Regions from separate parts of the Homo sapiens genome. Here region 2 is linked to region 1. A link is a loop called in an ENCODE intact Hi-C map of the cell type or tissue named here. Cell type or tissue: adrenal gland. All regions are shown on one strand. Each heading gives the region's core, and the rest is flanking DNA. Links, peaks and the distances in the headings are about the cores only.

Region 1 (10,270 bases), core at 1,537-9,536:
ATACTGGTGCACAGTAGTCCCTCAGTTAAGTACTAACTAAATTGATTTAAATTATCTGGTTTGGGGAAAGAAGTTATGTGCCTAGTGAGCCTGGTTTCTCAGCACATTAACACTTCATCAAACCTCTGTCAGATCAGATTCTCAATAGGATATCTTAAATACATGCTATTAAAATACCTAAATAGAAGTTCCATCTGTTTGAATAGACTGAGCCTGATGAATCAGCCAGAGAGGTGGGAGGCTGATCCAGCCAGACATGAACCTATCGGGTGGGGAACAGGCAGCTAGCTCTCCCTCCTTTTGCTACCCCGCTAGTGCTCACATTAGAATGTACAGATTTATGAAGTGAAAACATGATCAACCAGTTAGCAAAACGCAAAGACTGGAGCAAGCCGTAGGGCATTGTTTGTAGGCTCGCTAACAGATGTCCGGCTGGAACCCCTCTTCCCAGCTGTAGATCACACTGAAGCCCTTGTTAGAGTAGGAGAAAGAGGAGCCCTGGGACCTGCCCTTTTCACAAATCCTGGGCCACTGGAGTCTACATTTTGTTTTCATGCCATTGTAAAAAAAAATTTAAAAAGACACAAAAAAACAGGACTTATTTTGGAAACTGTCACCAGTGAAGTCACCAAGGACTTAAAGACATAAAATATAAAGATGGAAAAATGTCGAGGAAGCTGCATCCCTTCATATTTGCCCAGCAAAATTTTGCACGAACATCCATCCTTAATGAGAGTCATCAAGCCCAAATTTCCAAATGGTCTTGGCTGCCAGAATTCTAGTTACAATCAGCTTCTCCCCATTCCCATTTTCCCTTAAATACCCTGGTTGTGGGTTGCATTTTTCGATGCTGTGATTAAAGAAGGAAAATGATTTCAGGGTCACTCTTCACACCAAAATACATGTTTCAAAATGTTCTTTTCTAAACTTTGCTCCGATTGGTAGCACTTAGTACACAAGGCCTTGCACACAATAGGTGCTCAGTAAATAATTTGTTCAATTAAACTGAATCAGACTTCATTCTTCTAAACTAAGAAAAAAATTGAGTGTGCTTTCTTATTAGCACCACTGGCCTGATTTCTCTTCTACCGTGCTGTCTGTCAACTTGCCTTTCCATGTCTGTAGCCTTAACCCAGCCCCTAACACAAAGACATGCAAACACAGTCCCACACTATCCCATTCAAGTGTTTCTATTGCTCCTTTATGGGTCTGCTTATGGTATTTACTTTGTTAAATGAGAGAGGAAGTGAAAAGAATAATGTCTAAGAGTCAAAAGACCTGGATTCTCCTCCCACTTTTGTCATTACTTTGGATCTTAGGTAAGTGACTATGCGCTCAGATTCCTCATCTCTGAAGTAATAATAATAATATATATGCCTGACCTACCTCCCAGGATTGTTGTGAATATCAAATGAGCTAATATATGTGAAAACCCTTTGAGAACAGAAAAGGCTTTTTAAAGAACTGTTCTTATAAGAACCTCACCCAGTTCATGTACCCAGTAAAGCATCAAGAAGGTCTTCCATACCGTGTTTCCCTGGGAAATGGGTTCCTTCTCACCTCCTTTCTCCAGGAAATGCTAACTGGCTGACCTCCTGGGACACATTTACTCTGATGAATACACTGAGGTCTAGGGTTGGGCCCTCAGCTTTACAGCATCAGAAACTGGATCTTGACAGAGCCTCTGAGTTGATCAGACTAAGAGATGCTGACTCATACTAATCCACAAGAGACTGATATATAACCAGAATGCCAGTTTATTAATTTACAGTGGGAAACATTTGGCCTGATCTGTCCCTTTTCTCCCTACAGGCCAGTTGCATGGGAAGAGAGATCATCTGAAAGTTGCTCAATGAACAAGGAACTTTGACAAAGAGAGTTATATTATTCAAATGTTTGATAACATAGGGCTCTGCTCAACTGGAGCCTCTGTCTCCTCAACAGGAATCTGCTCCAGATGATCTAGATGTTTCAGGCACTGTGGCGGAAGCCCCCATTCCTGAACAATGCACACAAGAGCCAGTGTACCATGTGTGCCCTTTTCCCCACATTCCCTCTGTTGACCAACACATTGCTCTTTATATATATTAATCCTTTTGAGACTTCTTGCAGTGCACCTGTGGTTCCCAAAGCCAGTCTGCTGACCAGGAAGAAGCCGGTTGCCACAAAAGCACCTGGGATACATGTAAAGAAATAACGGGCTTGTATAGCTCTACTGGAAATTCTAATAATTAGGTCTGTGGAGGAGTCTAGGAATCTGAATGTTTACAGGCATCCCAAGTGACTCTGATCATCAGCCAGGTTGGGGAACCACTGATATAAAAGTCTTATTGGCTAATAATCTATTCTACCACTTTAAGACGACTTTGCATATTCTGATCAGATCCATTACAGACTGATTGTATAGATTAACTCTCAGAACAAAATATTATTTCCTAGTTCTCAAAGGCCAATCGCTGTTGTATCCTTGAGCTTGCTTCCTTCATTCTTTCTTTCCTTCCCTCTTTCCTTCTTTTCCTTCCTCCCCCCACCCCTCTCCCTTACATAAATATTTATAAATACATAATGCATAAGGAAGCTTACCAAGAGGAGGCTGTAGCAGTTGACACTCCAAGAGCCAAAACCAAAAGCTGCTGTTAGGTGATAATAGACTTGGAGGATTAGGATATATAAGCCTGGTGCACAGACCGCTCTAAGGCCAGCCAGTAATACCAAGGCCTGACATTGAACAATCTTGAGATAATTTCTCTGTGGTAAGCAACCCTGGGCCTTGGCATACTTCCTGAGCTGATGTCCTGTAGGAAACAACATTATGCTCCCAAGTGACCTTGAGGGAAACTCCAAGAACCATGTTTCCGTCCCGCTCATGACAAAGCAGACAGCCGTCTTTCCTCTCAAATATGGCTCCCATGTCGCTAGCACCTGGCAGTGCCTTGCTTCCAGCAGAGCACCAAAATCAGGACAGCAAAGTGAGAGTCAAATCTAAGGAGGGGTGCCAATGTGTGATGGGCATCTCTTTATACCAGGTTCTGTGTTCCCATACTATATATCCTATGCACCACAAAAATCACTGAAACAGGTTTCGGTATCTCCATTTTCTAGATGAAGAAATTGAGGCTCAAAGGGACTAAGTAACTTGCTAAATAAAGGTCATGCCAGCAGTTAAGTGGTGGAATTGGGATTTGAATCCAAGCTCACTCCGTTCCAAATTCTATGTTCTTTCCATAATCCCATGCTGCTGAGTAAACAGGGAGGTTGGAAGTGGGAGTTTTGAACATAAGCTTCATTTGCTATTCATACTAATTTATAGATAATTTTTATAATTTCTCTATACAGAATGACATATATAAATACATTTTTTTTCAAATATTCCATAACAACTATCACATTCCTACATATAAAATATACTAGCATCTAAATCTGCATTTGGTTAATCCTGATTCTTTTCTCAGGGGGAAAAAGGCGGCTATAATTAGGGATAGGATTGGGAGTCAGGATATCTAGTTTATAGTCCTGGCTCTGCCTTTCACTCACTGTGTACATTAGGAAATTCCTTTTTTCTTCCTGAGCCTCATTTTCATCATCTGTCAAAGGAAGGGTTGGATTAGATCTTTTACATGCTAGGATTCTAAAAATCTAGTAACACTGTTACCATGTTTCTTAATTGTTTTAGATCAAAGCACAGAAATTGAACAGTAGAAAAAGAAATCTGAACACATATATTAGAAGGCTATTTAATAATAACTAATTTTATTGAGCACTGTTTGTATGCCAGGGACTGTACTAACTAGTTTGTATTACTTATTTTGATTACTTCTTATCACATCAACTCTATTCTTATTTATCCATCTCTTAGGAATAGAGAGGTAAGTAATTTGCCCAAGATCACATGGCTGGTAAGAGGAGAAGCCAATGCTGAAATCCAAGCACAAGCCTAGGGCCAGCTCCTAAATATAGTCCTAGCTTCCACTCTTGCTTTACAGCTCCCACTCTGATGACTGTGTAGGACATTTATGAAAGTTGCATTTGGATTATCTGATCTTGGGACATGAGGAAAAAAGGACAGCACATATCAGCCCATGTAAGGGAATTTCCTAGAGACTATTGTTATGATTATCTCCCTTGGGAAAGGGAGCTGTAAAAGTTATATAGAATATGTTCAGGTTCAGAGAGTCAACTGCATCAGAGAAAACATTATACTGGTCAACAGGCCCTGGACATAAAATTACTTCTATTCCTTAATATTATTAGTAAGCTTTGTTTTCCTAACACCAAGGTCATAAAAGTTAGGCCCCAGTTTCTCTGCCTGGGTTTAAGTAGGAGGAAATAAATCAAGAAGGAGAAGAACTTTTCTTGCTCTTACTGATCCTGTGGAGGTAAAGGCAAGTGGGAGGAAGGAATGGTTGCTGGCAGGTAGATCAAGAACTATCAAAGGCTGAGTCCTGTACAGATGGGGATGCTGTATTTGATATCCACCCTATTCAAATGATGCCTTGATAGCCACCTATTGCTTCTGATCTCCCTGGACAGGGAAGTTGGGTGGCAAGGCTGAGCCATGGTCTAGGATGAACTATAAAAACATTACGAACCATTTCTATCCCCAAAGGATAATACCTGGACAAAACTACAAGAATGTCCACTCTTGGGACCAGGGATGGAATAGAGATAGAGCTACCAGCAATGTCACTACTTCTTTCTGTTTTCTTCCTTGCTCACTACCCACATTAAGTAGGACTCTTTTTCTTTTTTGTGTGCTTTGTATTGCATGTCATGCAGGTGGGTTGGAGAGAAGTGAAAAAGGCTGTCTATAAATTGCTGTAGCTAATTTAGAAGTCATTTTGCATCGTGTACCCAAGCCTACACTTTCAATAATGTCAGAAAAGTTTGCTTTACTTTTGCAATGCATCGATAGGTTAAAAGGCATTTTTATTAAACCTACAGGTGACACAAAGCTGGAAAGTATACCTATAGCTACAGAGCTAAATCAGAATTCAAAATTGTCTAGACAGTCTGGAGTTTCTTGTCTAACTCAATAAGATGGAATATATCAGAAATAATTGCAGAATTCTATATTTAGGGTAAAAAGCAAACCATCATATAAGTTCAGGATGGAGATGATTACCCAAAGAGCATTTGTTCATATGAAAGGACTGGGGACTTTAATTATCCACAAGTTGAATATTTTCCAACATTATGATGTGTGTGCTGGAAAAAAACAACCCAGTCTTTGACTGCATGAAGGGAAGTGAAGGAGAGATTATAGGAAGCCCTGGTCCTAGTGCAGTGGGCTGTGGTCAGACCACACTGAAGTACTGGGTTCTCTGGTAGGTACCACAATTCTTGAGGGATTTTGACCAACTTGAAGAAAAGTAATGGGTTGGTAAGGGTCAGGAAGTCAGGAATAGTTGACATAAATGATCACATTTAGCCTAGAGAAGAAAAAAAAGTCAACCAAAGGAATACCATATCCTTGTCTGCAAATATTTAAAAGGCTCTTGTGTGACAGGCAGAATAAATTTGTTCTGCCCTGTCAAGATGTAGAGATAAAGAGCAGAAGTTAAAGAAGGCAGATTTCAGTACAACATAAGTAAGAGCTTTTCAATACCTGAGCCGTTGTCCTAAAGAGAGAGCTCCTAGCAACTAGAGGTACTACAGCTATGGCTACCTTGAAGGAGAGAGGTGAAGTGCGAAGAAGACGCCACTGTCTGTTTTGCCAGGACTGGATTCATTGCTCTTATTTCACTGATATTTCATATATATTCTTGGGCCTCAACTTGGAAGCCATCAATTTTGGCTGAAGAACCAGGCCTGAGGATTCATAGCCCATGACTTTCTGAGCAGGGACTACCACTTCGGAATGCCTGAGCTTATAATACAGCCCCTTCCTTAGGAATTATCTGAACAGTGAAACTCACTCTCTTGTACTTATCCATTTGCTTAATAACAGAAGGGCTCACTTTGCTTCTTGAGCATATATTAGGCACTTATTTTTTTTTAATTTTTATTTATTTTTTTGAGACAGAGTTTCACTCACTCTGTCACCCAGGCTGGAGTGCAGTGAGTGATGTGATTTCTGCTCACTGCAACCTTTGTCTACCAGGTTCAAGCAATTCTCCTGCCTCAGCCTCCTGAGTAGCTGGGATTACAGGCATACACCACTACACCGGCTAATTTTTGTATTTTTAGAAGAGGTGGGGTTTCACCCTGTTAGCCAGGCTGATCTCAAACTCCTGACCCCAAGTGACTCGCCCACCTTGGCCTCCCAAAGTGCTGAGATTACAGGCATGAGCCACCATGACTGGCCATGTATTGTTTCTGCTATAGAAATATTTTATTACTCCATAGACTGTACTTTTATTTCTTTGAATTTCATTTGTTAATATTTAGACACTTTTTTCTGCTTTTAAACACGATGAGCAGACCTTTGATAATATAATAATTTTAATAATAATTAGAATTGTTACATGAAAAGAAATGAAAGTTTCTGCTCTGAGGCTTGGCTGTGCTGTTAACAATAGTGCCAGGAAGCCAGGCGCGGTAGCTATGCCTGTAAACCCAGCACTTTGGGAGGCCAAGGCAGGCAGATTATGAGGTCAGGAGTTCAAGATCAGCCTGGCCAGCATGGTGAAACCCTGTCTCTGCTAAAATTACAAAAAAAAAAAAAAAAATTATCCGGGCATGGTGGCGTGTGCCTGTACTCCCAGCTACTTGGGAGACTGAAACAGGAAAATCGCTTGAACCCAGGAGGCGGAGGTTGCGTTGAGCTGAGATCACGCCACTGCACTCCAGCCTGGTGACAGAGCGAGACTCCATCTCAAAAAAACAAAAAACAAAAAACAAACAAACAATAATGCCAGGAGACATCACCCTGCAAGGTACATCTATTCAGCCCCTAAGAGAGTCACTATCATGCCCCAACCCATCTTTATCCTACTAGGAAAGGCAGGTAGTCTCATTCTTAAAATCCATCATCCAGGAGCTTAGGAGAAATAAAATCTGAATTTCTTTTCAGGAGATGTAAGAGATTGGAAAAACTTGTCCTTTTGTTTTTCACACACTACTCAACACAACACTTCTGACACTGGATGGGTGAATTATTTTCCCCATACACCAAATAATTTTCCACTGGACATGGGCGGGGGGGTCCTAAAATTCAGTTCTGACACATCTACCTAGAGTTAGAGTCAGATCTCACAGGTTGAGGGCTCAGCCTCTCAAGACTCCCTCTCACTTTAGATGCCAACTGCAAGTCCCAGGTTGCAGCCTGTACTCCTGACTGACTGGCTATAAATTAGGGTTCCCATAACCCCCCTCCTCAGGTTTTATTAATTTGTTAAAGTGGCTCACAAAATTCACGGAAACATATTTACCCATTTATTGTAAAGGGTTTTATAAAGGATACAGAAGAACAGTCAGATGGAGAGATACCTAGGGCAAGGCATGTGGGAAGAGGTGCAGGGCTTGGCAGACCACCCTCCAGGCACCTTTACGTAGTCAGCTCTCCAGTGGCTCCCTGAACCCACTTCCCTTGGGTTTTTATGGAGGCTTCATTACGTAGGCATGATTGATGGTATCACTGGCCATTGGTGATTAACTCAACTGTTAGCCCCTCTCCCCTCCTGGGAGGTTGAATGGTGGAACTAAATGTTCCAACCCTCTAATTACAGGATTGGTTCCCCTGGCAAACCAATAGAGATGGGGTTTTGCCATGCTGCCCAGTCTGGTCTCAAACTCCTGAGCTCAAGCGATCCTCCCGTCCCAGCTTCCCAAAGTGCTGGGATTATAGGCATGAGCCACTGTGCTCGGCCATCTTCTCATTTTTATAACAGTCCAATTCCCTAAGATAAACCCATGGTTAAGTTTCTAGTTTCAATATCTTACAACCAAATAAATGTAGTAGTTAAGAGTTCTGACTTTAATGTCAGATAGACCAGGGTTGATATACAGAGTACCCACTGAGAAGTTACTTACTTTCTTTAGCTTCCTTATATGTAAATTCACATACTTCTAAAGAGGATTAAGTGAGATAAAATACGTAATGTGCTTAGCACAGTGCCAGGCCCAGAGTCAGTGCTCAGGAAATGTTAGAGCTCATTAATATGTATTATAATCAAATAAAATATGAGAAGACTGAAAATAGAAAGAAGAAAAAAAATCACCCATAGTTCCACCACCTGAACTGATTTTTAACTATTTTCATTTTGTCTTTTATCTGTGTGTAAGAGAAAGAAATGTTATATATAATTCTGAGAGGCAGTCCTGGTAGCTAGAATGCCCTTTGTTTGCCAAGTCTTCATAGGTGGTGGGGATAAAATCTGGAGGTGGAAGCTGGGGTGTATGAGTGCAGAACTGCTCTGCATAATGAAGGAAAAGGCAAATGAGATTCCCTAAGGGAGAAATAGTTTAATCTCTAGGTTAGATCTTTTAAGCACTCCCTAAAGACAGAGAAGGAAGCCATTAAATGTTCTGAGTCTAGACTAGATCACCTTTTTGATGTCTTTTATACCAGTTCCGAATTTGCTGAGAGTACTAAGTCCCTGAGAGCTGAGCCTGAGATACTTGTGCCGAGGGCGCTTTATCAATCCTTCTATCTCCTTCAAGTCATTCTTTCCTGACGCATTCCTCCTAGGGCAGCCATGGTGGTCTCTTCCATGTTTCCCTATCTCAGGTCAGGCTCTTTTGAAAGTGGGCGTACACATGAGCCATCTTAAATCACATTAGTCAGTAGTGCTGCGGATGCCTTATTAGTAGGGAATCTGGATCAGGAAGATTGCTTTCCTATGGGCTTGGGTAAAAGCCACTAGAACCCAAGGAGACAATACTTGTCCAAACTGATTTATAACCAAAAGCTAATGTTACTGACTGATAACCCAGGGAAAAAATTTATTTACCACTAAAATCTAAGAGCCAATATTTTAATTTAATAATTTACTTTTCTTTGTTTAATTTACTTTTCTTTGTTTATTTCTATTCACAAGTTGAATATTTTAGATTGGTTTGAAAGTTATCACTTCTCTATGCTGTTCTCTATCAGCCTCTATTTGATAAGCGATTTGAGATTATTAATGCAATTTATGAACCCACAGAAGAAGAATGTGAATGGAAACCAGATGAAGAAGGCAAGATTTCGGAGGAGTTGAAAGAAAAGGCCAAGATTGAAGAAGAGAAGAAGGATGAAGAAAAAGAAGAGCCCATAGGAATTCCTGAATTTTGGTTAACTATTTTTAAGAATGTTGACTTGCTTAGTGATATGCTTCAGGAACATGATGAACCTATTCTGAAGCACTTTAAATTTATTAAAGTGAAGTTCTTGGATGCTGGCCAGCCTATGAGTTTTGTCTTAGAATTTCACTTTGAACCCAGTGAATATTTTACAAATGAAGTGCCAACAAAGACATATAGGATGAGGTCAGAACCAGATGATTCTGGTCCCTTTTCTTTTGATGGACTAGAAATTATGGGTTGTACAGGGTGCCAGATAGATTGGAAAAAAAGGAAAGAATGTCACTTTGAGAAACATTAAGAAGCAGCAGAAACACAAGGGACATGGGACAGTTTGTACTGTGACTAAAAGAGTTTCCAATGACTCTTGCTTTAATTTTTTTGCCCCTCCTGAAGTTCCTGAGAGTGGATATCTGGATGATGCTGCTGAAGCTATCCATGCTGCAAACTTCCAAATCAGTCACTTTTTACCTGAGTGTATAATCCCAAGATCAGTGTTATATTTTACTGGAGAAGCTATTGAAGATGATGATGATGATTATGATGAAGAAGGCAAAGAAGCAGATGAGGAAGGGGAAGAAGAAGATGAGGAAAATGATCCAGACTATGAACCAAAGAAAGATCAAAACGCAGCAGAGTGCAAGCAGCAGTGAAGCAGGATGTATGTGGCCTTGAGGATAACCTGCACTGTAATAGCCTAAACACAACTCTTATTTACTTACAGCCTTATGTTTTCGTTTTTTCTTGGTAGACTATGCAACTTTTTTAAAGGACAGGAAACTGATATTTTAAAGACCAATTTGTCCTCTCTAGCATTTTGACTAGTTTTTCCGCCAGATATTTTGAATGCACAAATTCTGTCACGCATGTTCATTAATTGCTACGTAATTTGGTTCTTCTGGAATATTTTCATGTAGCTCTTGGAGTACAACTGTGAAAATTAACGACTGCTAAGTGAAATACTTTCTTTTCATAATTTTTTCCTTGACGAGCCAAAGTATTTTTTTCAGCTGGTTGTTGAATAGGGTTAAGTCCGCTTGGATTAGTT
Region 2 (10,270 bases), core at 729-8,728, 240 kb before region 1:
ACTCTAATTACATGAAATGTCTAGAATAGGCAAATTCATAAAAAGCAAATAAAAAATAAAATAGGCAAATAAAAAACCAGATTAGTGATTGATTGGGGCTGGGGAAGGGAGAGATGGGACTGACTACCAATGAGCATGTTATTTCTTTTGGGGATGATGAAAATGTTCTGAAATTCGATAGTGGTGATGGTTGCACATCTCTGTGACCATAATGAAAGCCACTGAATTCTACACTTTTAAAAGGTAAATTTTAAGTATGTGAATTATATCTCAATAAAACTGTTATTAAGAAAAGATTTGGGGCTGGGCACAGTGGACCATGCCTGTCATCCCAGCTTTGGGAGATCGAGGTGGGAGGATCACTTGAGCCCAGGAGTTCCAGAACATAGTGAGACCCCATCTCTATTGAAAAAAAAAGGCCGGGTGGGGTGGCTCACTCCTGTAATCCCAGCACTTTGGGAGGCCGAGGCGGGTGGATCACGAGGTCAGGAGATAGAGACCATCCTGGCTAACATGGTGAAACCCCGTCTCTACTAAAAAATACAAAAAATTAGCCGGGCGTGGTGGCGGGCGCCTGTAATCCCAGCTACTCGGGAGGCTGAGGCAGGAGAATGGCGTGAACCCAGGAGGCAGAGCTTGCAGTGAGCCGAGATCGTGCCACTGCACTCCAGCCTGGGTGACAGAGCAAGACTCTGTCTCAAAAAACAAAAAAAAAAAAAAAAAAAAAAAGATTTGGACCAAAACAGGCATTAACAGACACTACAGAAGGAAACTCAGAGCAGGAAACAAGGTGAATATAAAGAGAACATTTGACTTCTGGGACAGCCAGCCCTACCCCCTCCCAAAAAAACACTTTGGATGAGAACAGAGTAGGTTTAGTTCAGGTTAAAGACAGAGGCAGCCAAATTCAGTGTAGGAAGCAAAGAGAATTATCTACAAAGCTGTACTGACCTTGCATCTTCTCCAGCTGACCCACCTGTAAAGAGTTTACACCTCTCTGATCATGCTGGCCTTGGTAATATGGGTGCTGGTTCACTCAAGGCAAGAAGACCACATTTGAGCTGATGTCATGGTGACAGAAGGTGCACAGGGAAATAAGGGAGAATCACACTCTTCAAACCACAGTAACAAGAAAGGCTTCCCAAGCTCTCAGGAGGTGGCAAGGAAGGTGATAATAGTTAAGTCACCAGCTCAGCTACCAGGGAACTTCACGGTTACACTTGAGTTCCAAGTATATTACCAGTGACACCCAAGAGGCCAGAAGAAGCCTGTGCTCTGTTCCTTCTGTAGTAGCCACCACAGCACCTTGCGTAGGTTGGGCCTATGAGAGCCCTTAGTAAATACTTGGAAAAGGTGGAGAAATTAAGAAATAGATGAGCACACAACTCCAAAGGGCAGGGGAAGTACCCTGAATGACCGAAGCCAGGGCCAGGTGTAGCCTTGGTCAGTGCATTGGAGAGGAACTACCCTTGAATGAGAAAGATAGGAGATGCCTGCTCTTTATCAGAGCCATCCACTCATCCATCACTGGACCTGCCTGGCTGAGTTTAAGCAGGGCCATGTCTCAGGCACACTTGCACACACCCGTCTGCTATGGCATGCTTGGTATGCCTCATTTCTCGCCTTCCTCCAATTCCTGGGCAGAAACATCCTAGAAGATGCACCAGAAGATGCACTTGTCACTATGTCCTTGTCACTATGAAGATACTCTGCCTAAGAGTAGGCCTTTTAAAATTTGTGTTTACTGATTTAAAAACCAAACAAAACAAACCTCTCTGTTCTGTAACTGCTCTTGGTGATCAGGGAGAGCAATGATACTAGGGTGTGATCACATGTTTTCCAGTCCTGTGTTTTTCTCCAAGTCTGGTCCTCTGGGTGAACGTTACGCATTTTAGGGAGCCAGGGAATAGCTCTAACTATGTCTTACAAAATTACCTTAATTATAGATTCGGCCAAGAGATGGGAACTCAGTAACAACTGGCTAAATACCAATTGTTTTAAATAAATAATATGAGTTCAGCAGTGAAAATAATTGGATTTGGGAGTTGGGCAGATCTGGGCTTAAAACCTGGTTACTTCCTTCAGTTATGCCTTTAGTAAGTGTGTATTGATCACCTACAATGTACGAGGCACTCTTTTAGGCATTGACAATAAAAGCACAAATGGGAGAGACAGTCTGTATCTTCAGAGAGCTTACAGTCCCACAGCTACACTAAATACCTGTTATCTTTAAAAGGTTACTAAACCTGCTGGGTGCTGTGGCTCACACCTGTAATCCCAGGACTTTGGGAGGCTAAAGTGAGAGCGGATCACCTAAGGTCAGGAGTTTGAGACCAGCCTGGCCAACGTGGTGAAACCCCGTCTCTACTAAAAATACAAAAATTAGCCGGGCATGGTGGTGAGCACCTGTAATCCCAGCTACTCAGGAGGCTGAGGCTGTAGAACGCTTGAGCCCAGGAGGCGGGGGTTGCAGTGAGCCAAGATCGTGCCACTGCACTCCAGTTTGGGTGACAGAGTGAGACTCCGTCTCAAAAAAGAAAAAAAAGAAAGGTTACTAAACCTTTCTGTGTTTACATCTGTAAAATGAAAACAAAAACAAAAACAAATTTGAAGGTTGTTGTAAGGATTAAATTGAATACCATAAACAAAATGCTTTGAATATTGCATTCAAATAGTATTGCTTCCCTTCTCCTTATATATACCCCCTTGGTATCGTTTTATCATTTGTTACAACGTACTACTACCTTTAATTGAACATTCCTAGCTTAAAGGGAGACCAAATGTGTCAGGGGTTTGAAATGGAAACCCCAAAGCAACTCCATTAGGGAACAGTATGTGTTGTAGTTGAGAACACGGGGGTTGACATCAGAGAGACCCCAATTAGAAACCAACCCTGTTACTTGCTGATTTGGGGCAAGTTATTAACCTCTCTGAGCCTCAGTTTCGTCCTCTGTGAAGGCTAATAACCCTATTCTCCCAGAGTTGTTGGGAGGTTTAGTGAGATGCTATAGGTAAAACACTTAGCTCATTGTCTGGTACATAATAGGTGCTTGGCAAAGATTGTTACTCTTATTTGTTTGTCTTACTTTTAGAGTATCAACTTTTAGGGCTGGCACTGGTCTTGAATAGCATTATGGCCGATTCCTCATTTTACAGATGAGGAAACTGAGTTTCAAAGCAGGTTGGCCAAATCATAAGAACTGGAATCTCTGATTCCTGCCCCAGTTTTCTTTGTCTCTACTTCATGTTCAGGGGTGGAGTTGACTAGAATATTTGTTTTAAGGAACATTAAGCTCACACATGTAGGATGTGGTAGGAAGCCTTCTTCCTTTCCCAATCCTCAGTTTCTTCTTGTACGGTGATGGAGTTGTCTAAATGATTCTACTCAAGGTTCTGAGACACAATGTCTTTCTGAAGAGTAGCTAGGAAACACAGGTAACCATGGACAACTTCATCTGCCCTTGCTAATTTCAAGCTCTTGATCTTCCAAAGATTAGGTGCAAACAGATGGAAGATTCTCACCCATGCCTTCCCCTACAAGGCAACCATGGCTGACCTTCCAGGTGGCTGCTCTTTCAATGGAAGTGATTTTCAAACTGCAGATCATAACTTATTAGTGAGTCTTGAAATAAATTTAGTGAGTCAGTATTTCAAAAATGGAAATAGAAGTGATTTTAAAATATCAAAGTACGCCACAAGTTATAATAATAAGTATTACTTTGTGAAATCTTTGTTATATATGTCATATTTGTGTGTGTGAATTTATGTACTGTGATGTCACAATTTTAAAAATATTTTTTACCATGGGCTGTAGTCCAAAAAGATTGAAAACTACTGCTTTAAGACATAATTTGTGTTGCCTGCAATTAAAAAAAAATTCTCACTTTTAAATTGCACATTATTCATTACTCAACAAATGTTTATTGAGTGCCTACCAAATGCCAGGCACTGTTCTAGGCACTAGGAATACAGCAGTGAACAAAAGAAACAAAAATTCCTGCACTCATGGAGCTTACCTTCTGGTGGGGAAAACACAAGCAATACATAGGTAAGGTACAAAATGTAGGAAACACAGGAGAAAGGCAAGAAGGAAGGATGAGAGGAATGAAGAAAGAAGGAAGGAAGGAGGGAGGGAGGGAGGAAGAAAAAAAGAAAGAAAGAAAGAGAAAGAAAAAGAAAGAAAGAGAGAGAGAGAAAGAAAGAAAGAGAAAGAAAGAAGGGAAGAAAGGAAGAAAGAAGGGAAGAAAGGAAGAAAGCAAAGGACATTCATAAACATTTAACCCAGTAAAAACACTGTTGGCATTTTGGTGTATGTCCTTACAGACTTTTCATCATATGCACATGCCATTTATCTTGCCATTTAGAGGACTTCCAGGTAATAGTCCTCACATAAATGTGCAGGATGCTGCTGACCAAAGTCCTGTCCTCTGAAGCATGAAAGGAGAGGCTCTGCTTTCCTCTCTGCCTGCTTCCCTCCTCCCGCTCCTTTCTCTTCTGTATTAATTGCACTACTAGGCCCTTGGCCTTGGACACAGAGACTTCTGCTGCATGTTAATTAGGCACAGCACCAGCTGACCCTGCTCACTGGGAAGTTCTATGTCAGAGTTCTGTTGCATACTGACCTTTAATAGCCTTAATGATTTAATCATTTTATAGATTGAAAACACTGAGGTCCAGAGACGTTGTGACTTGTCTGAGTTCTCACAAACGATAAACGGAGGCAAGAGTCTGAAATGCTTCGTGCTCCAGCGCCTGAGAGCTCTGGTTTGGCCCCTTCATCTGCCGTGCATTTCACCTTCCTTTCTTATTGTGCCAATATAGTAAAAATAATTTTTTTTCTAACACTAAGCTATTATTTTAAGTTTCTGTTTTCTAACAGGTACAAACTGGTTAGACTCGTCCTGGCTTAAGTGACCGTTAATTTAGTAAATCTCCTTGGATTTTGTGACTGTTACGCTAAAAGCCTTAAAAATAAATGTAGTAAGAAGCTGCCCTTGGGTCCAGCAGAGAAGAAGATAAAATTGGATCCTTTTCAAAGCCAGTGTTTACACTCAGATGCCTCTGGCTTTCTCATTTACTTTAATAAGCTATTTCACGAGGTAACTTTATCTTTACAGATACTTTTTTTTTTCTGAAGGAGAGATGGTTTTTAGCAGAGAGCAAGGAACTTAAAATCAAGAGGTTTGCGCTCTAGTCCCAATTCTGCTCAGTAACCCTAGACCAGTCACCTGCCCTCTGTGAGCCTAAGACTGGATGAGGGGTTTCTAAGCTGTGGTCAGTGGGGCCTCAGGATTTCCATGACGTATTTCTGGGCTACTGCTGGAGACCTACAGTGAAGGCTCAGAGGCTGCCGTCCCAGAACCACACTGCCCCCTTGTCTCCCTCCCTCCCCTACTCAGAGCAGCTCTCCTTTTATTTGTTTTAAAGGGGAGAGTCTGCATAAGATTTTATTTAAAAGAAAAGTTCTGCTGTTGTTAGTATATAAAAATCACCAGAACAGTTAGATGATCTGAAAGATCTTTTCCAGCTCTAACATTCTGGGGTGTCTGAGTTTAAAGATCGGCTCTTGCTTTACTTTTTTAGCTACCTCTTTGCTCCACGGACATGCAAACCAATCATCTCTAAATTATAAATATTCTCTCTGCTGCCCCCAGCTGACTGCTAGCTATGTATTATGCTGGCTGTAAAGATCCTGGAAATGAGCTTGTCTGCTACTCCTGCCCTAATAGTGTTGTGACCAGCAGGGAAGAACATTTGTAGCAGTACTTATTTGCTGATCAGGGATTTTATTTTTTTTTTAAGCTTGCATTTGCTTTAACCGCTTAGGAAAAACAGTTCCAGAACTATCCCCAGCCCTGACCAGCACAGCAGCATCCTCATTCGTATGCTGCTGCTTTGTCTGGCAAAAGGCATTCTACCATGCCATTCCTAACCGCTCCCCACTGTGGTAAGCAGCTATTCGGATTGGATCCCACATCCTCTCTTGGATATTTTGTTTTTCAGGCTGTCTGTCTTACTGCATGCTCCCAAAGTTTCCTCTGAAAGCTAGTGATCTTTGGCTGCCACTGCAGTCCGGCCAGGCCTGAGCCAGGCTGTGCCTGCCCAGCCCTACCTAGAGCACCACAGACCTTTCTGGTGCTGATTTATTTCACACGCACTGTGCCTGCTTTGCCCAGAGTAGAGCAAGACCAATTTTTCCTTTACAAATACATGATTTAAACTTTCATCAAAAATTAACTGGTGCTAAAAGCAGACAAAGACAAATCAGCATTTTCTACTCACTACATGTCAGTAAGGTTCAAGAATTTGCTGCTAGATGTGTAAATCAGGATATAGGATGGGAGAAGCAAACACTGATCACACTCTGAGTGTTCCTTACCTCCCTTCATCCTTATAATAACCCTCCTAGGTAGATATTCTCATCTCCATTTGTTAGAGGAAGAAACAGGCTGGGGGAGGTAGAATAACTTGTGTAGACACACAGTTAGGAAGTGGCAGATGCAGGAATTGAACTTGTTCTATCTGGCACCAAATGCCTTGTTCTTTCCACGACACCATGCTGCCTTCTTGATGAGCATGCTGACTCATTTGGGAAGTTATGTAAGCTTGCAAATCACATTGAGATTCCCAGATAATGTGACTGCATAAAGAAGAACAAGGTGCTGCCACGAGTGGCTTTGGTGCAGTGACAGAAACACAGGGGAGAGGCTCTGCACTGTCGAGAAGGGGTCAGCAAAGCTGTTGAGAGGAGATGGGCTGCACCAGTGGGCCCCAAACCACAGGCAATCATTTATCTCTTCCCTTCCCAACCTGTTCTGCAAATAAACAGATTTTAATTATAAATATATGAATAAAGCTATCTATCCATTTAATTCACGTTACTGAAAATCCAGTCCAAGCTTTGACCACCTGCAGAAGGTATGCCAAAGGTGCCCAGGGTCAGATGGCTTGGCACCACTCCAGTCACCTGCATCAGGTGAAATAAGCAAGGTAGGTCTTTAGCATCATCCACATATGCTTTTATTGACTAGAGGAGTGTCATAATCAGATTTGCACCTCGGGAAGTTATCCCAGGCCTCTGTCGGGAAAGGGAGAAGGGAGGCAATGCAGCGGTGCTGTCAGTGCCCCGCCCACGTCCAATTAGTATGCACCCCACACCCCCAAGGCCTGTGACCCTCTGTGCTCTGGCTTGGCAGCATGCATAGCCCATACACAGTGCAGGAGTGCAGGCCAGATGTGCTGGGGGGTTGATGTCCCTGAGATCAGCCCTCAAACAATGAGGAACAGGAGAGTTGATGGGTAAACACCCCAGCTTCCTTGCCTGTTGGTTGGGATAACTCTTAAGTCGTATTCTACTCTGTGTCTCAGAGTTTCTCAGTGAGGTGGAGCTCCAGTGGAGTTTCTCAGTGGCATGGAGCTCGGCAGTGCTTAGTAACACATCCTTTATTGGCTTCTTTCACTTCCCTGTCCTGCTCCCTGAATCAGCTCCCAGGGATTCCTGAGATCACCTCTCAAATGAACTATTTATAGTAGAATCCATGTTTCAGGTTTCGTTTCCAGAGGAAGCCAGATAAAGACCATTCAGAAGCCGGTGTGGTGGCTCATTCCTGTAATCCCAGCACTTTAGAAGGCTGAGGTGGGTGGATCACTTGAGGCCACGAGTTGAAAACCAGCCCGGCCAACATGATAAAAGCCTCATTTAAAAAAGAAAAAAAAACACCATTCAGTACTTTGTGCCGAGATGGATAATGTGCACTAGACAAAGGGAACAGAAGTAGGAATGGAGAAGAGGGGGTTGCTATGAGAAATATTCACTCTGAGATTTAGAACTTCAAAATAAGAAACTCCTACATTTAATAGCAGTAATTAAAAAAAAACTAACCCCTAATTTTAAAAATAGGCTAAGGACTGGAATAGACATTTCTCCAAAGAAGACATACAAATAGCCAGCAGGTATAAGAAAATGTTCAACATCACCAATCATCAGAAAAACGCAAATCAAAACCGTAATGAGATACCACCTCACACCTGCTAGGATGGTTGTTATATATATAAAGATAACAAGTGGTGGTGAGGATGTGGAGGAAATTGGAACCCTCATATGCTGTTGGTAGGAATGCAAAATGGTGCAGCCACTATGGAAAACAGTGTGAAGTTCCTAAGAAAATTAAAAATAGAACTACCATATGATCCAGCAATCCCACTTCTGGATATTTATCCAAAAGAATTGAAATTAGGATCCCAAAATGATATTAGTATACCCATGTTCACTGCAGCACTATTCACAATAGCCAAGATGTGAAAACAACTTAAATGTCCATCAACAGATTAATGGATAAAAAGAAAATGTGGTACATACATACAACGGAATATTATTCAGCCTTAAAAAGGAAATTTGGCAATGTGTAACAATACAGATGAACCTTAAGGACATTACACTAAGTGAAATAAGCCAGTCACTGAAAGGCAAATATTGCATGACTCCACTTATATGAAATATCTAAGATGAAGTATCTATGATTCAAATTAATAGAATCATAGAATGGTGGTAGCCAGGGCTGGGAAGAAGAGGAAATGGGGAATCACTAACAATGAGCATTGTGTCTCAGTCAAGCAAAATAAATAAGCTCTGGGGAGCTGTTGTACAACCTTGTACCTATAGTCAACAATAATGTATTGTACACTTAATATTTTGTTAAGAAGGTAGATCTCGTGTTAAATGTTATCACGATTTTAAAAAACTGGTTAAATGGAGGGGTAAGAGAGAAAGGAGGGAGAGAAAAGACTCTACAAGAATTCTGAGTCTCTGGCTTAAGCTCCTGGGTGGATACTGATGCCTTACACTGAACTAGAGAATACATTTCAGGGGTAAGAAAGTAAATCCAATTTTGGATATGTAGGAGAAAGTGACATCTGGCTCTGTGATGTCATTTGCAAAAATGAAAGTGCCCCCTTTGCCAAAAGCATCTTCCCAAACCTCTTACCATAGGGCTTGAAATTCTCTATTACTCACTTATTTGGCTTGCTTTTTCCAGAACACTATTTTTAAAATGCTCCTGAGATTATTGATACTTTTGTTACGTGTGATAATAGCATTGTGGTTATGTAGAAAAAAACCTCCTTAACTGTTAGAAATACATGCCAAAGTATTTAATGGATAATATAAAACACTGTGAGGGACTGCTTTCAAATAATCCAGCAAAAAGAAAAATGAAGGGTATATCTAGGGGGATGGATAAAACAACATGGAAAAATATTTAAAATGATAAAAGCTGGAGAATGAATACAGTGGGTCCATTATACCATTTCCTCTACTTTTGTGTGTGGGAAGTTTCCATAACAAAAAAAAAAAGAAGTTACCCTGGTATTTTTAAGATGCTCTTGGCAGGATATCTTATCCAATTGTCTTTAACACCTGTGAAAGAACAACCACAAAAGTGTGTTTTGAAACTTTGGTTGGATTTCATATATTTAGAATATTTAGAAGAAAAGGAGGCTGGTTCTTTCAAAAAATAGACTTGTGAGGAGCTGGATTTTAAAAGAGAGAAGAAACCAAGATTCAGATGTAGAATTTCATATGTTTTTGCCAACCATGTGATTCCTTCCACCATTTTCCAGAGCATAAGAAGGCATCTCATGACCCTCCATCATGCCTTACCACGATGGTCCCACATCAGGGCCTTTGTGTGCATGCTGTCATTTTATCTCCAAAACGCTCTCTAGGCACCCATTTCAAAGATGAAGGAACTCAGGCTGGAGAGGTCAGGTTTTCTGCCTATAGACCATAGAGTAATCAATTCCAGGGGCATTGGGAGAAGGGCCCAGGTTTGACGTTCCATGTATCTGACTCCAAAGTCTGGTATATTCCACAGCCTTCAGTCTAGTTTGCTGTGGTTGACCTTAGGTCACCTTGCCATTCCAAGAAGTGGTCATTCACAAACTGGCTTCAGCAGAATTGACTTTCTGGGAATCAGCCTGCTTCTGCTGAGGACAAGCTTAAACCAACAAAAATCAACAGCATGCCTCCTTGGGCAGGGACAATAGGGTGATAGAGTTCATAGACTAAGTGAGAACTGTCAGGAAAGCATTGTGTCCGTTTCCTCCAAAGCCTTGAGGCATTGGCAGGGTTTGACAGGAAGGGTGGAGGTGGGCACAACACCTAGAAGAGCAACTGGGTGAAAAGCAAAGATAAATGGAACTGTAAAAAAGCATATAATTCCATAAGCAAACATAAAATGCTTTAAAAAGTGGTGTTTCCTTATCTAAGTAC

Evidence for each region. A loop is a pair of places that touch in the nucleus more often than their neighbours do. Peaks named below come from ENCODE experiments on the same cell type or tissue, not always from the same donor. Only the 100,000 strongest peaks of a DNase experiment are listed, where the experiment ranks them.
Region 2: it touches region 1 in a loop (5-fold over the local background); 92 of 110 quality-filtered maps call a loop at or near these places.

What each region holds. Positions count from the first base shown.
Region 1 is chr3:120,796,871-120,807,140 of GRCh38, forward strand. It overlaps the pseudogene NAP1L1P3. Among named protein-coding and RNA genes, the nearest start is that of LINC02049, 34 kb to the right of the region's middle. In adrenal gland, for the core only: no CTCF peak of the experiment used is centred there; no DNase peak of the experiment used is centred there.
Region 2 is chr3:120,562,245-120,572,514 of GRCh38, forward strand. No RefSeq gene overlaps it. Among named protein-coding and RNA genes, the nearest start is that of NDUFB4, 29 kb to the right of the region's middle. RefSeq lists a silencer at 2,399-2,602 and a cis regulatory region at 9,874-10,094. In adrenal gland, for the core only: a CTCF peak has its summit at 5,651 (motif pointing left); DNase peaks (open chromatin) are centred at 4,605, 5,347, 5,987 and 7,177; H3K4me3 peaks cover 730 bases; H3K27ac peaks cover 2,517 bases.